Linked DNA regions of Homo sapiens: region 2 is linked to region 1. A link is an interaction called in ENCODE POLR2A ChIA-PET data of the cell type or tissue named here. Cell type or tissue: IMR-90. All regions are shown on one strand.

The links. Peaks named below come from ENCODE experiments on the same cell type or tissue, not always from the same donor. Only the 100,000 strongest peaks of a DNase experiment are listed, where the experiment ranks them.
Region 2: POLR2A ChIA-PET joins it to region 1 with 5 read pairs; 2 of 35 experiments call an interaction of 5 or more read pairs at or near these places.

What each region holds. Positions count from the first base shown.
Region 1 is chr5:140,318,200-140,326,199 of GRCh38, forward strand. No RefSeq gene overlaps it. Among named protein-coding and RNA genes, the nearest start is that of PFDN1, 19 kb to the left of the region's middle. RefSeq lists enhancers at 3,559-3,608, 3,639-3,708, 4,522-5,721. In IMR-90, no CTCF peak of the experiment used is centred here; DNase peaks (open chromatin) are centred at 4,732, 6,052 and 6,792; H3K27ac peaks cover 1,376 bases.
Region 2 is chr5:139,973,750-139,981,749 of GRCh38, forward strand. All of the region lies in intron 1 of NRG2 (neuregulin 2), which reads right to left. Among named protein-coding and RNA genes, the nearest start is that of NRG2, 66 kb to the right of the region's middle. In IMR-90, no CTCF peak of the experiment used is centred here; no DNase peak of the experiment used is centred here; H3K27me3 peaks cover 2,798 bases.

The sequences.
Region 1 (8,000 bases):
TAAAGACTAGCATTTTATTCAAAACCTCTAGTCTGGAGAGATGCACTTCACTTGAGCCTTATTGCAGATTCTCATTTCTTTTAGCACTTATCTAAAAAACGGGGATAATAATGCCAAGCTTCCAGGGCTGTTGTGATAATTAAATGAGATCTTCCATAAATGGAGACAGTTGTTCGTTTCCCCACCCCCTTCAGCAAAGAGAGTATCAGTGTCTGTTTTGCTAAAAAAGAAAAGAGGTCTCTGCATGGGGTGCAGGGTCAGAAAGATACTGGGATTTTTTTTTTTTATTTTTATTTATTTATTTATTTATTTATTTTTGAGGTGGAGTCTGGCCCTGTCGCCTGGGCTGGAGTGCAGCGGCGCAATCTCAGCTCACTGCAACCTCTGCCTCCCAGGTTCAGGCTGTTATTGTGCCTCAGCTTCCCGAGTAGCTGGGATTACAGGCATGTGGCACCATGCCTGGCTAATTTTTGTATTTTTAGTAGAGACAGGGTTTCACCATGTTGGCCAGGATGGTCTCAAATTCCTGACCTCAGGTGATCTGCCCACCTTGGCCTCCTAAGGTGCTGGGATTATAGGCGTGAGCCACCACACCCGGCCAGGCAGATAACTTTCAATTGTGACCCCAGTTCAAACATTATTGAGACAGTGAGGTGAGAATCAATAATAAAGTCAAAAATTGCCCTCTTTGAACAATGACCTGAAATACAATGGCTGCATATCAAAGAAGCTGCTGAGTGACACACCCTCAGGACAAATAGAGGCTTCCGCACAGGCCATATGTATCTGTCCCTGCCTGCCCATCTGTTTCATCTTGCAGTGCTCCCTCCACTCCCTCTAGGCCCCAGCCACGCTGAACTTTATTACTCCACGCACTTTTTTGATGCCAGGCCTTTGCATATGCTCTTCCATCTGCCTGTCACCTACTCATCCATAACTCTAGGCTTAAATATCTCTTCCCAGGATGAGTGCAGTGGCTCATGCCTGTAATTCTGGTGCTTTGGGAGGCCCAGGCGGGAAGACTGCTTGAGGCCAACAGTTCAAGACCAGCCTGAACCACACAGCAAGACTCCGTCTCTACAAACAAATAAACACATAAAAATTTAAAAATCTCTTCCCCAGGAACACCCACCCCCCTTGACTTCCTGAGCCAGATTAGGTCACTATGCCACAGGTGAACCTAGGTCACCTATGTTCTTCCCTTTTCACTCATTACAGATGTAGACTCCCAAAGGGCCTTCATTCAACCATTCATTTATCTGACAATTCTTTCCAGAGTTCCTACTATGTGCTAGGCATTATTCTGGGTGCTAGGGATACAGTGGTAGACAAGATAAGACACAGATTCTACCTATGAAACTTACATTCTAGTAGGAAAAGCAGACAATACACAAATAAACTAATACAGGAACCGCAGGTTCATTCACTGCTGCATTTCCAGAATGGGCCCCAACACATAGCAGATACTCAACAAGTGCTTATTGAGGAGAAGGAAAGGAAAGTGAGGGTGAATGGCAGCCAATCTGAAGGAAGAGACAGGAGTGGCCAGTGTCAGAGCCAACAAACTAACTACCGTGGAATCATTTCACCCTAGAGGTTTGCTCAACTTGCAGGAGGGACTAAAATGGGTTGAGGCCTATCCTGTCCTGTTGGTCTCCAATAAGGAAGGGGAGGAAGTGGCTTACCTTCACTTCTGTCTGTCCTGTATCTGTGTAAACACCTACAAATAGGGACAAATGAATGAGTGCAAGCCCTGGACTCATCAAGTGATCTTATCCACTCCTGTGCCTTCCAGTGTTAGAGACTGGATAGTTGGTTGCAAAACACATTTCCTCTTTCTCATGGGTGCCCAGCTAGGCTACACTTCCCTACTTCTCTTATAGTTAGATGTGACCACATGATGAGATTTTATTGGTGGAATATGGATGGAAGTGATAGACTCTCCCATGTGTGGTCCTCCATGCCCTTATGCCCTTTCCCCATCACAGTGACCCTGGAAGCTGTGTAATATAAATGGCAGATGTCGGGTGCAGTGGCTCATGCCTGTAATCCCAGCATATTGGGAGGCCGAGGTGGGCAGATCACTGGAGGCCAGAAGTTCGAGAGCAGCCTGGCCAACACGGCGAAACCCCGTCTCTACTAAAAATATAAAAATTAGCCAAGTATGGTGGCACACACCTGTGATCCCAGCTACTCAGGAGGCTGAGGCACGAGAATCACTTGAACCCAGGAGGCAGAGGTTGCAGTGAGCTATGATCATACCACTGCACTCCAGTTTGGGCAATAGAGCTAGACCCTGTCTCAAAAAAAAAAAAAAAAAAAGATGGCAGACACAAAAGCTGGAAGGACCTGGTTCCTGAACCCCACTTGGAGAAGAGTTGCTCACTTATTAGGAACACCAGTTTGGGATTTTACCTGAGTGAGAAATAACCTACTGTGCTAGGCCATCGAGGCTGGGGAATTTTCTGTTAGAGCAGCTAGCATCATTCTTTTTTTTTTTTTTTTTTTTTTTTTTTTAAGACAGGGTCTCTTGGCTGGGGGCAGTGGCTCACGCCTGTAATCCTAACACTTTAGGAAGTCGAGGTGCACAGATCACCTGAGGTCAGGAGTTTGAGACCAGCCTGATCAACATGACAAAACCCCGTCTCTACTAAAAAATACAAAAATTAGCCAGGCATGGTGGCGTGCACCTGTAATACCAGCTACTTGGGAGGCTGAGGCAGGAGAATCTCTGGAACCCAGGATGCAGAGGTCACAGTGAGCTGAGATCATGTCACTGCACTCCAGCCTGGGTGACAGAGCGAGACTCTGTCTCAAATAAATTAATTAATTAATTAATTAATTCAGGGACTCACTCTGTTGCCCAGGATGGAGTGCAGTGGTGTGATCACGGCTCGCGGCAGGCTTGACCTCCTGCGGCTCAAGCGGTCCTCTCACCTCAGCCAGGACACCACAGGCACATGCCATCATACTCAGCTAATTTTTGTACTTTTTGTAGATACAAGGTTTCATTATGTTGCCCAGACTGCTCTCAAACTCCTGGTTTCCACCTGCCTCGGCCTCCCAAAGCGTTGGGATTACAGGAGTGAGTAACCATGCCTGGCCACCTTGATGATACACTTGCTTATTCTCTCCAGGCCAATGACCTCACTCAAGCCTGAGCCTTCCCCTGGGGTCCAGACTCAGCTCCACACCCATGCACTGGATATCCCTACTGACATGGTGGTCATGCCTTCAGACTTAGAGTGGCCAAAACTGGACTTGCTACTTTCACCCGCACCAGCTTCTCCTTCTCCAGTGTGGCCCATCTCAGTAAGATGGCACCACTTTCCACCCAGGCGTGCAAGCCTAAAACTCAGAGCCACCTTGGGCCCTTTTCCCTTTCTCTCATCCTCCACATATCTCCTCCATAGATCTTGAATTCATATCTTCTCTTCTTCTCCACTGCTGCTACCATCAGTGCCTAAATACCACCACAGTCTCCAGCTAACCCATCTCCCTGCTTGATTATAGCTACCCTTCAAGCCCATTCTCCAGCTGGAGTCATCCACCCCAAAACAGATCCAAGCATGCCACCCCTACCCACACTCACTTTAACACTCAGGGCTGGCTCCCTACCGCCCTGAGGATTCAGTTCAAGCTCCTTGGCACAGTCTCAAAGGCCTTGCATGATCTGGCCTGGCCTGTCTCTGCAGCCTCTTCCGCTGACCCCAAGCCAGCTGTGTACACTCTTGTCACACCAGTTAGGTTCCTCATTCACATCATCCTCCCTCTGCACTCTGGCTGTTCCCCTGGCCTAGAATACTTCAACCCCCATTCTTTACTTGCATCACAACTGCTCATCCTTCAGGCCTCAGCTTGATTTTCACTTCCTCCAAGAAGTGACCTCCCTGACCCTTGGACCAGGTCAGCCAACTTGGCACCTCCTATTGCCCAACACAACTCTCTTGACATTTGATTCTTGTGACTTAATTGTCTATTTTTCCTATTCAAGTGCAAGTTCCCGGAGGGCAGGGCCTCGGTCCTGTTCACCCTTGTGTTCTTAGCCTCCAGAAAAAAGGAGGAATCCCCGTATGTCTGTTAAATGAGTATGCGTGAGCAGTACACTCACTCAATAATTACCAACTTAGTGATATCCGTGCTATTCAATGACAGCAAACAGGTAATTCTGAGTTTGTCTGCCATCTGAGTCAAAGCAATTTGCCCCCATTTTTTTTTTTTTTTTGAGATGGAGTCTCTCCCTGTCGTCCTGGCTGGAGTGCAATGGTGGGATATCAGCTCACTGCAACCTCCGCCCCTCGAGTTCAAGCGATTCTCCTGCCTCAGCCTCCTGAGTAGCTGGAGTTACAGGTGCGCGCCACCACGCCCAGGTTAATTTTTTTTGTGTCTTTAGTAGAGACGGGGTTTCAACATGTTGCCCAGGCTGGTCTTGAACTCCTGACCTCATGATCCCCCCACCTCGGCCTCCCAAAGTGCTGGGATTACAGGTGTGAGCCACCAGGCCCGATCTGCCCCCATTTATTAATGAGGAGACAGATCCCCAAGGGAGCAAGTGATCTGCCCCAGGGAGGCAGGAGGTGAAGCAGTCACAGGGCTCTGGCAATGACCACACCACCCCTCTTCTCCCTCTGCTTCTAACTTTTCTTGTTTCTGAGGTCCAGGCGGAAATGTAATGTCATGACACATTGGGGGATTTCTTTCCTCCCCTACATTTTTCTGATGTGACTCCAGCTTGGGGGGTTGGGGGAACACAAGCCCCAGGAGGAGGGAGGCGGGTGGTGGGGAGGTTAGCAGTCACATTCCTCAGCAGCCTCTGTTTTCATAGCTCAGAGAAAGAAGAAAGAAGTTAGCAAGCTCTGGCAGACACACTGGGCATTCAGCTCCTGTTCTGGCAGCTGCAGGGGCTGGGCTGAGCACGCGCTCTGCCAAGGCCAGGGCGGCAGACACTCTCTCCAATCTCAGGCTGCCAAGATGAGGTGGAGGGGGTCAGGGCCTCTGTCTAAGATGGGGGTTCACAGAAAGAGACCCCTTCTTTCTGCTCAGGCTGGCAGCCAGTTGGCCATGAGCCATGTGTGGGAGAAGGGGAGCAGAGGGAGGCAGTGTCAGGGCCTCAGTGCAAATCCTTCCAGGTTGGAAGGCTGGTGTGGGCATCAGACAGCCCAGGGGGCTATCTCAGCTCCTCCTCCACCCTGGAGATGTTGGAGGGACAACCTCTAGGCAGATGTCCCCACCCGGCTGCTGGGGCCACTGCTGTCACATTCCAGAGGGGGCTGAGAGCCACAGAGCATGGATTGAGAACGAGCTCACCATGGAAACCAGGCTTCCTAGGAAAAGGTCACATATTTGATGTGGCTGTCATCCAGGCACCTTAAATGCCACACTGTTCCTGTTTTCTTGAGCACGCTGCCAGCAGAGAAGGCCTGAGACAATGGGGTTGGCAGTTGACCTGTTTGCCTGGTTTTAGACAGGCCCCTATCACGGTTTCCCCTTCTCAGCAAAACTCAGTGCTGTTTTTACATTGCCTGACCCCAACGTGTACCCATGTGGGCAGCCCTGCAGGCCAACCCTTGAGTCTGGCAAAGACCCACTGTGCCAAAAATCTAGAAAAGGAGGTGCAAACAAGACCCATGATGGTAAAAACTGGCAAAGCTTGTTAAGAATAGTAAAAGCTTTCGGGTATGAGTACTTACTCCATGCTGCCAGACACTGTGATAAATGCTTTACAGGCACTGTAATCTCCACAAAAAAAACCTTAATAAAAAAATTGAGGCTTTGAGAGGTTAAATAACTTATCTGAGATTATTATATAACCAGAAAATGGCATGACGAGGATTCAAACCCAGGCTTGTCTGATCTAGAGCCTGAAACTTTCACCTCTACTCTATTTCACTCATCCATTTATTCATGCACTCATTCATTTATTCAATTGTCCATCCATCCATGCATGCATCAAACATTTAGGGAAAGCCTCTGGTGTGCTGACACAGTGTGTAAAAGGACACACTCCACAACCTCCAAGAGTTCACAGTGGGAGAAATGGATGAGTAAACAATGACAATATGCGGTGTGATGAAAGCCATGGGAGAGGAGCAGCAAAGCTGCTATGGGAAGAGGACTCCTTTTCCTTGCATTGTCCAAGGCTCAGAGGTGTGAGAGCACAGGGGAGGAGAAACTAACCCAGCTGGGACAGGGGTGGGCAGCAGACTTTCTCCGGAAGGTGTCCAAACACACACCTGTAAAAGGGGTTGAACTTGGGTCACACTTCTCAGGCCTGGAGTTCCAGGGGTTGGATTTACATCCACAGGCAGGAGAGAACACTTACTCTCAAATGGACCCGATCAGGCCCCCCTTACCAAGCACAATGCTTCCCAGGGACGCCCAACTGACCAAGTACCACCGACAAAATAGAAAGAAGTCAGGCTTTCCTAGAGAACCCTGGGTGAGTACATGGTTTACACAGCTGTCCTTAACCCAGACTCTAGTGGCATGAAGAAAGAACAAGCTAGCTTCTTCCTCCTTTCACACTCCCATTGAAGACTGCCCACTGTCAAAAGCTAGAGGACAGTAGAAATAAAATTACTGCCTTAGTATAAGGAAACCAACCCAGTGACTTCTAGGTTGGGCAAGAAAATTAGGGTTGGGGAAAAGGGTGACTTAATTCCTCCCGTCTGTCTGGTTCCTACACCCACATCATATGTCTTTGGGGAAGCCTCCCACACAGGCTGTGATCCACCAACTATAGCACTCCAGCCCTGAAAGGAGCCCTTTTCCTTACATGCCCTGTTGGTTAGTAATAGCCAAGATGCTGGGTGGGAAGAAGGGAGAGAGAGAGGGAGGGAGGAAGGGATATTCTCTGAAGAGCAAGAGGGCAGCTGGCTTCTTTCACAGCTGTGTGGGTGGCAGTGAGCTAAGAGGTCCCTGTTCTCTTCTCCATCAATCAAGGGGGCAATCAAGAAAAAATGTGCAGTTTAAAAAGTTCAAAAAGAAAAATCAAACCACAACAACCTCCAAATTATATTAATTTGGTGATGGCCTGACACTCTGGAAACCAATCATGGGAAGGGGCAACCCTCACTTCCTCCTGCTCTTGGATGACGTTAGCCCTTTTTCTTTTTCTGGGGTTGGTCTCCATGGAGCAACACAGTCTGGCCTGGGTTCCTCACCACAGCAAGGAGGAAAACACAGAACTTTGTTCTCTCCTCTCTGGATAATGGTGGCCAGGATAGAAGTTCATGGGCAATGAGAAGCCTGGGCCCTCCTGCACAAGGTTGGCATCAAGCAAAATTGCATTAGCTAATAAAATAGTATCCTTGTGCAAGTTATTTCACCCCGCTGAGCCTCAGGGCCCTCCTCATTAAACTGGGAAAATAATACTACCTACCCTCCTGATGCCCTTATTTATTCCTGTCTTCAGGTCCTTTTTATTTACCTCTTCTGCCTTTTTTTTTTTTTTTGAAACAGGGTGTCGCTCTGTCACCCAGGCTGGAATGCAATGGCACAATCACAGCTCACTACAGCCTTGAACTCCTGATCTCAAGCAATCTTCCCACCTCAGCCTCCCACATAGCTGGGACCACAGGCATGTGCCACCACACCTGGCTAAGTTTTTTTCTTTTTAAAAATGATTTGTAGAGATGAGGAGATGAGGTCCCCCCTCCTGCCTCGAACTTGCAAAGTGCTGGGATTACAGGCATGGGTCACCATGCTCAGCCTCTTCTACCTCTTTTTTCTCCTCTTTGCATCCCCCTTTCTTGCACTGCCTTCTCGGTAGTCCCCTCCACCCCATATGGACTTAAATAATTCTTGATTTTCATGGCCCCTGTGAACTTGCTTCTTCCCCCATTCCTTCCCATTTTAATAGTGCCATCGTATACCCAGTTTCTCAGACTAGAATCTAAGAAGTCATCCTTGATTACCTTCTTCCCCACAACACATACATTTAATCCATTAGCATGTCTTACAGGTGATTCCTCCAAAACATATCCCGAATCTGACCATTT
Region 2 (8,000 bases), 340 kb before region 1:
GATTCTGACAGATTCAGTGTCTGGTGAGGGCCCATTTCCTGGTTCGTAGACAGCTGTCGTGATTGCCCTCACAACGCGGCCTCACATACTTTTAAATGAAACATGGGGCAGGTTATGAAAGAGTAGGTATAGTATGATCCCATTTTTAAAAGAGTTTTTCTACACAGTGACAGTTCTGGAAGAATTTACTCCAGAATCTTTAGTTTTGTTGCTGGGTAGTGAGATTATGAGTGTTCTTATTTTCTTCTTTTTGATTACCCATATCGTCTAACTGTTCAAAATTCAATAGTTCTTGTGTAATTTAAAAATGTTTTTTAAAAGCAAAACTAGGAGCCACTTACAATTCCTACATACCCAGTCCTCCCTGGCCCTTTTTGCTCTGGAGATAAAAATGTTTCATTCAGGTAAAATAATCCAATAGCTTAGAAATATATACTCCCCAACCCCAAATAGTTTCATTCCAATTCCTCACTAGGGTTTTCCTCCTCACCGAGAAAATGAAAAACTACCACAAAAGGCTATGATGTGACAAGGATCCAAGATTTCCCCCTTTTCCTCTTCCCCTCCCTCCATTCTCAAGGGGAGTACCTCTGTCCTTGGCAAAATGGGGAAGGGCTATGCCTTGGAGGCAGCAGGGTACCCCAAAAGGCACAAGCCACACCAGTCACTTTGAGCCAGGGGAAGGGGAGAAGGCTGTGGTCTGGCAAACAGGGGAGCTTGGGCTAAGTTGACAACACGTGATTGTGAGGATGATGAGCTGCCACCTAGACCATCGAACAGCAAGGTGTCAGGTAAGACATGAGGCAATCGCACACTCAACCAGTCATAATTTTTTAAAAAATATAATTTACCAATAGTTTTTTTTCTACCAGTGAGAGCCTACATCATTAAAAATGTAAGATTCCAGCCTCCTCTTCCTCCTTGGCTGTTACCAGCCCCTATTTCTCTTCTCCCCGTAGATCAGAGGCCTCAGAAATGGCCTGGTCCTCCACCCAGCCTCGGGACCAACTGTTCTCAGCACCAAGGTTGAGGACAGCAACTCTGCAACGTGGCACATGCCTATGGGGTGCTCCTACCTTTAGGGGGCCTCTGCTTCTGGTCCACAGCTTTAGACTACTTCCTTTCTAAACCCAGAGGGGGACAGGCCCACAGAATGGCTGCTTAGATGCAGTAAATGTTCTCTGGATGTGGAAAACCCATTTCCTGGTCTGTATGTAGGCCATGCGCCCCCTGTGTGGGCTAGCAGCCAATGTGCCTCTGGAGAAGAGGTTTCTTGAATGCTGATACACAAGCGCCTCATATGTGTGTCGTACATGTCTACTTGTCATGTGTACTACATGTGCACGAATGTGCAGGCCACCCCCAATAATATCGCGATGTCCCTGTACCTCTCCATTCTTACATATCTTGGAATCACTCAGCCAATTCTAATCGCAGTCAGCAAAGGACTTAGAATCAAAATCAAGTCCAGCTTCTCTGGTGCAGTGCTTTCTGGTGAAAAGGGAAAAAAAAGACTGGGTCTAAACACCTTTCCCAGCACTTCATGGTCAGACCCTTTTGCCTGTTCTGCATGCCCCAGGGCCTCCGAGGCACAGACAGCAGCCTCCTGCTACAGGAACCGGCCCCGCAGTGTGGCCAGTCTGACCTAGTCTGCCACCCTTACCCCAGTCCTACTTTCAAGGAAGGAGTAGCCTCAGTACCCCTCCCTGAGCTTGGTGTCCAGGACCCCAGCCTGACTGGTATGTGGAGAGCCAGAGAGGGCAGACACAAAGCCAGGTGCCAGGTCTGGGATGAGCCCTGCAGGAGTAACCCTATGGGCAGTCCTGCTCACTTCCTTAGACAAGAGAGGAGGCCCTCCAGAGCCCTAGGGCCATCTGGGGAATATCAGATAGCAGCAAGGCAGGCTGGCTGGGGCAGCTGGGCTGGGCTGAGACTGTCTTGCCAAGGCCACAGGCTTCCTTTGCAGATGGTAGTGAAGGAAATAGTTGGTGAAGCTCAATAGATCACCTCCCCTACCTCTGCCTCAGTCCACCAGAAGAAAACTGTCTGTATCCTGGGGCTGAACATGCTTTTCAGCAATTGGTGCTTTCTAGATACTTGGGACTCCAATAGGGTAATAGAATAAAAGAAAATATAACTTTTAGAGCTGGAATTAAAATTAAAAATAATACATTATTCCAACAAGTCCTAAAAATGCTAACATTTATTAAGCATTTATTGTGGGCTCAACTAAGCATTTTACCTAAATTATTACATTTAATCTAAGAACAACTCCATGAGGTAGCTAACCTTATACTTTCCTTATGTTATAGATGTTGAAAAGGTGACACAGAGAGGCTGAGAGACTTGTCCAAGGTCACCAACTTGTAAGAGGCAGGCTGGGTCTATGTGACTCTCAAGTCCACACCCTTCAGTACTCTGGGACACTCTCGACAATCCTGCTTTGGAATTCCTGACAAGTCAGGGTTGTCAGAGCCTCCCACCACTTTAAATGAGGAGACAAATTCTTTGTATAAGGCTTGTGCTCCTCAAAGAATGGGTTTCATTTGTGTTGCAGAAAAAAATATTGCTCACAATGCCTTCCCCAGAGGCTTTATTCCTGAAGTCTTTGAACCAGTTAAAGGTAATAACCTCAAATGCAGAGCCAACAGTCTTAGGGTCTTAACTTGATGGGCAGCCACATGATTCAATCCTATATAATGAGTGATCTATTGCAGTGATTTGCAAAAGAAGCCAGTGAGGCCAAACAGTGGGCTCATTCCCTGAGGTGCCAATGACTCACTGGGCTTGGGGGAAGCAGAACCCACCTCCTCCCCAATTTTCCCACTGGTAGCCCCTAAATCCTCTGGGACAGACTCACTGGGTTTCAGAAAGTCAGAGCCAGAAGAGACCCCAGGGTCATTAATATAATCCTATCAGTTCTCAGAGAGAAAGTTGAGGCTGAAGGAGAAGGTACTAAAACACCACCAGTTTCCTGACAGGTTCTTATCTTTTCCAAAAGCTTAGACCCTAGGGGTAGGACCAGCTGTTAGGTTATTACTTATGTACATAATTCCCTCCTTCTGAGCAGGAGTCAGAGGATGAGAGAGAGGAAGAAAAGCATAAATGGTTAAGAGCACTGCATGGGAGTGAGAGAGCCCATAGTTAAAGTGCTGACATTGCTTCTGCACAGCTCTGTGATCTGCCAAGTTACTTAATCTCTTTGTGTCTTACTTTCCTCTTCAGTAAAATATAGATAATAATGGTGCCAACTTGAAGGACTAGACTAGGAATTAATCAAATGAATGGATCGCCCAGTGCCTGCCTCAATTACAAAGGAATAGTGAGGAAATCTGAATAAAGTATAAACTTTAGTTCATAATACTACATTAATATTGGTTCATTAATTATAACAAAGGTACCACACTAATGTAAGATGTTAATACTATAGAACACTGGGTTGGGATATATGGAACTCTCTGGCTTATCTTCACAATTTTTCTGTAAACCTAAAAGTTCTAAAATAAAAAGTTTATTAAAAAATATAAAAAGAAGTATGGTAGGTAGAAGTTGTCCTTGCTATAGAGGGGAATGATTATGAACCATGTCCCTAAGAATCCAGAAACAGCCAGAAAGAATCAAGTGGCAAGTCAGCCAGCATCAAGCTCTTAATGTTCAATCAACTCAAGTCTGCTCCAAATTCTAACCAGAGGTATCAGTAGACAATGGGATTGGCAGGCGTCAAGGTATGGGTAGGAAGAATCAATATCGTGAAAATGGCCATACTGCCCAAGGTAATTTATAGATTCAATGCCATCCCCATCAAGCTACCAGTGACTTTCTTCACAGAATTGGAAAAAACTACTTTAAAGTTCATATGGAACCAAAAAAGAGCCTGCATTGCCAAGTCAATCCTAAGACAAAAGAACAAAGCTGGAGGCATCACACTACCTGACTTCAAATGATACTACAAGGCTACAGTAACCAAAACAGCATGGTACTGGTACCAAAACAGAGATATAGACCAACGGAACAGAACAGAGCCCTCAGAAATAATGCCGCGTATCTACAACTATCTGATCTTTGACAAACCTGACAAAAACAAGAAATGGGGAAAGGATTCCCTATTTAATAAATGGTGCTGGGAAAACTGGCTAGCCAAATGTAGAAAGCTGAAACTGGATCCCTTCCTTACACCTTACACAAAAATTAATTCAGGATGGATTAAAGACTTAAATGTCAGACCTAAAACCATAAAAACCCTAGAAGAAAACCTAGGCAATACCATTCAGGACATAGACATGGGCAAGGACTTCATGTCTAAAACACCAAAAGCAATGGCAACAAAAGCCAAAATTGACAAATAGGATCTAATTAAACTAAAGAGCTTCTGCACAGCAAAAGAAACTACCATCAGAGGGAACAGGCAACCTACAGAATGGGAGAAAATTTTTGCAATCTACTCATCTGACAAAGGGCTAATATCCAGCATCTACAATGAACTCCAACAAATTTACAAGAAAAAATCAAACAACCCCATCAAAAAGTGGGCAAAAGATATGAACAGACACTTCTCAAAAGAAGACATTTATGCAGCCAAAAGACACATGAAAAAATGCTCATAATCACTGGCCATCAGAGAAATGCAAATCAAAACCACAATGAGATACTATTTCACACCAGTTAGAATGGCGATCATTAAAAAGTCAGGAAACAACAGGTGCTGGAGAGGATGTGGAGAAATAGGAACACTTTTACACTGTTGGTGGGACTGTAAACTAGTTCAACCATTGTGGAAGTCAGTGTGGCGATTCCTCAGGGATCTAGAACTAGAAATACCATTTGACCCCGCCATCCCATTACTGGGTATATACCCAAAGGATTATAAAACATGCTGCTATAACATGCTTGTATATTATAAACATATAAAACATGCTGCTATATTATAAACATGCACATGTATGTTTATTGTGGCACTATTCACAATATTGTGAGACTCTTTTTATATTGCGGCACTATGTTTACTGTGGCACTATCGCAGCCACAATATTGCAGCACTATGTTTATTGCGGCACTATTCACAATAGCAAAGACTTGGAACCAACCCAAATGTCCATCAATGATAGACTGGATTAAGAAAATGTGGCACATATACACCATGGAATACTATGCAGCCATAAAAAATGATGAGTTCATGTCCTTTGTAGGGACATGGATGAAGCTGGAAACCATCATTCTCAGCAAACTATCACAAGGACAAAAAAACCAAACACCGCGTGTTCTCACTCATAGGTGGGAATTGAACAATGAGAATACAAGGACACAGGAAGGGAGCATCACACACCGGGGCCTGTTGTGGGGTGGGGGGAGGGGGGAGGGATAGTATTAGGAGATATACCTAATGTTAAATGAAGAGTTAATAGGTGCAGCACACCAACATGGCACATATACATATGTAACAAACCTGCACATTGTGCACATGTACCCTAAAACTTAAAGTATAATTTAAAAAAAAAGAGAAAGACTACTAAGTCTGAAGTCAGATGGACGCCTACGTTCAAATTCTAAATCTACCACTTCACAACTCTTTGATCACGAGTAGAGCCCCTCACCTCCCTAGAGCTCCTTTTCCTTTTCCTCCTTACCTGCAGACGATTTCTCCCTGGCTAGAGCACAGAGTTGCTATGAGGCCAAAATGAGAGACGTGGTCGGCAGCCTCTAGGTCAGCCTCCCGAAAATCTCCATCTCCTGGGATTCTCGTTCTTGTGTAATCTTCTCCCTTGAGTGTGGGTTGGACTTATTGATGTGCTGCTAACACATAGAATGTGGGGAATGATGGGATGTCATGTTGCAGATTAGGGCATAAAAAGACTGGCTTCCATTTTGGATTGCTTGTCCCTGGGAAGCTAGCTGTCATGTTATAAGGGAGCCCTGTGGAGAGCCTCATGTGAGTGTGCTTGGAAGCAGATCTTCCAAATCCTGCCAACGACACATGAGTGAGCTTCAAAGCTGATCCTGCAACGCTGGCTGAGCCTTAAGATGACCGCAGTCCTGGAGGACAGCTTGACTGCAATGGCATGAGAGACTTTGAACCAGAAGCACCCAGCTAAGTCATACCTGCATTCCTGATACACAGAAACTGTGAGATAACAAATGCTTGTTGCTGTAAGTCTAAATTTTGAAATGATTTTGTATGCAGTAATATATAACTAATATAAGAGGCCATGTGTGAAAATACTCTGTTGGAAACTAAGAAATTTGGTAACACCAGAAACAAAACAAAACAAAACAAAGCAAAACCCTCAGGCCCATCAGATCCCATGGAAGGTCCCTCCAGTTTGTCACATCCCATGCTATTTCTGCTTATCACTGCCTCTTTCTTCCTCTTACTCCCAGGACATCCGGAGGCAGATGGGTTTGGTGATGACAGCCCATGAAATTCTCTCCCCACACTGGAAACAGCTCAGCAGTCCTGGGGGCCAGGGACACACAGGTGAGGCAGCCCAGCTCTCTCCTGACTCTTGAAAACGGAGGGGCCCTGCTTCAGGTGAAGCCAAACATCCAGCCCCAGCTCTTTGGGAGATTTGTCTTTCTAATTCACAGGATGTTCACAGCATCACCAAAAAAAAAAAAAAATCTTCACTGTACCTGGTTTTGTTCCTTCCAAGGCTGTCCTCAGGATATAGAGAACCTCTTGAAGTCAGAGTCCAAGCCTTAGATCCATAGGAATGTGCAGATAAATAAGCTCTGCTCTTAGCCCAAGTCTGCTTTCAGCGTGTACCCTCCAAGACAGACACACCATCCTCATGCCCACCATTCCCCTGGCAGATATCCTTGAAGGCTGGGGGCAGGAAAATACCTTCCAAGAAGAGTCTAAAAGTCACCGACTGCCATTCAACACTTTCAACCCCAATGAGCTCTGTGGGGAAAGGATGGAGAGAATTGTCTGTTCAGACAGAATGGGCTCCACCTGAACACCAGCACTAATCTCTACAATCAGTTGGCTTCAATACAGAATTTTCCACCCAGTTTCCTTCCCTTCCCTGTCTCTTCTTCCTACCACTAATTCTCCCCACAATTTTTTCTGAGCTTGTCAGGCAACTCCCTTTCCCTGGGGAATCTCCCTCCTACTTTCCTGTCCCAAATGGTGAAATCTATGCATCTCTTGACTTGATTACCCCCTACTAGGAGCTTGGTTGTGCAGAGAAGTGGTTTCTGTAAATGTGTCTCAGGGGGCAGGCAGAAGGATGGAGACACTAAGCCTTAGCTCCTGGGGTGCAGCGTGGCTGTGAAGAGTTGGGAAAAGCATCAACAGTGGCAGCAGCTTCCTAAGAAGGACTCCCTGTGGTGTGACTGATACAGAGATGAGGACCCAGAATAGAGCCAGCAGCATCTATGCTGGGCTTGCTGTACACGCTCTGAGGTCAGGCAGACGAGAGCTGTTGCTGAGTGCAGAGCGATTGCTCACACCCAGCACCAGCCTGAGCAAGCTGCTCATTTGGGACTGGGTGCTGCTCCCCTACCACCTGTGCCCCTCCGACATCCCCTTCCTCCAGAGGTGGCTTGGAGCACTGTTCCCACTCCTAGGGTTGGAGTTCACAGGCAGGAAAATGTAGCCCACTCACCCCACATGGCCATGGTGGGAAGGGCCGGCCTCCCAGCAGCCATGGCCCTGGCCTGGGTCTCCCTCATATGGGACTCTTACGGATCCTTAACCCGCCATGCTGGCAGTGTTCAAGTCCTGCCTCTGGAAGGCATTCCCTGTGGCCGTTTCCCTTCTCTTAACACAGGGAAGCTAATCCAGAGAGAGTCCAAGTGGCTGTGCAGAGCCAGGCTGAGGCTCTGGTTCTATCCCAGGCACCAAAGCCCAGGGATTCCCTCAGGAATAGGGGAGTGATCAGGGGACAGGTCCCAGAACTCCTAGAACTCCATCTAGGGTTCCATGGTTCCAGGAGCACCATGAGGAAGACCCAGTTCAGCATTAGAGGCTCCAGGCTGCCAGCAAAAAAAGACTCTTGTCA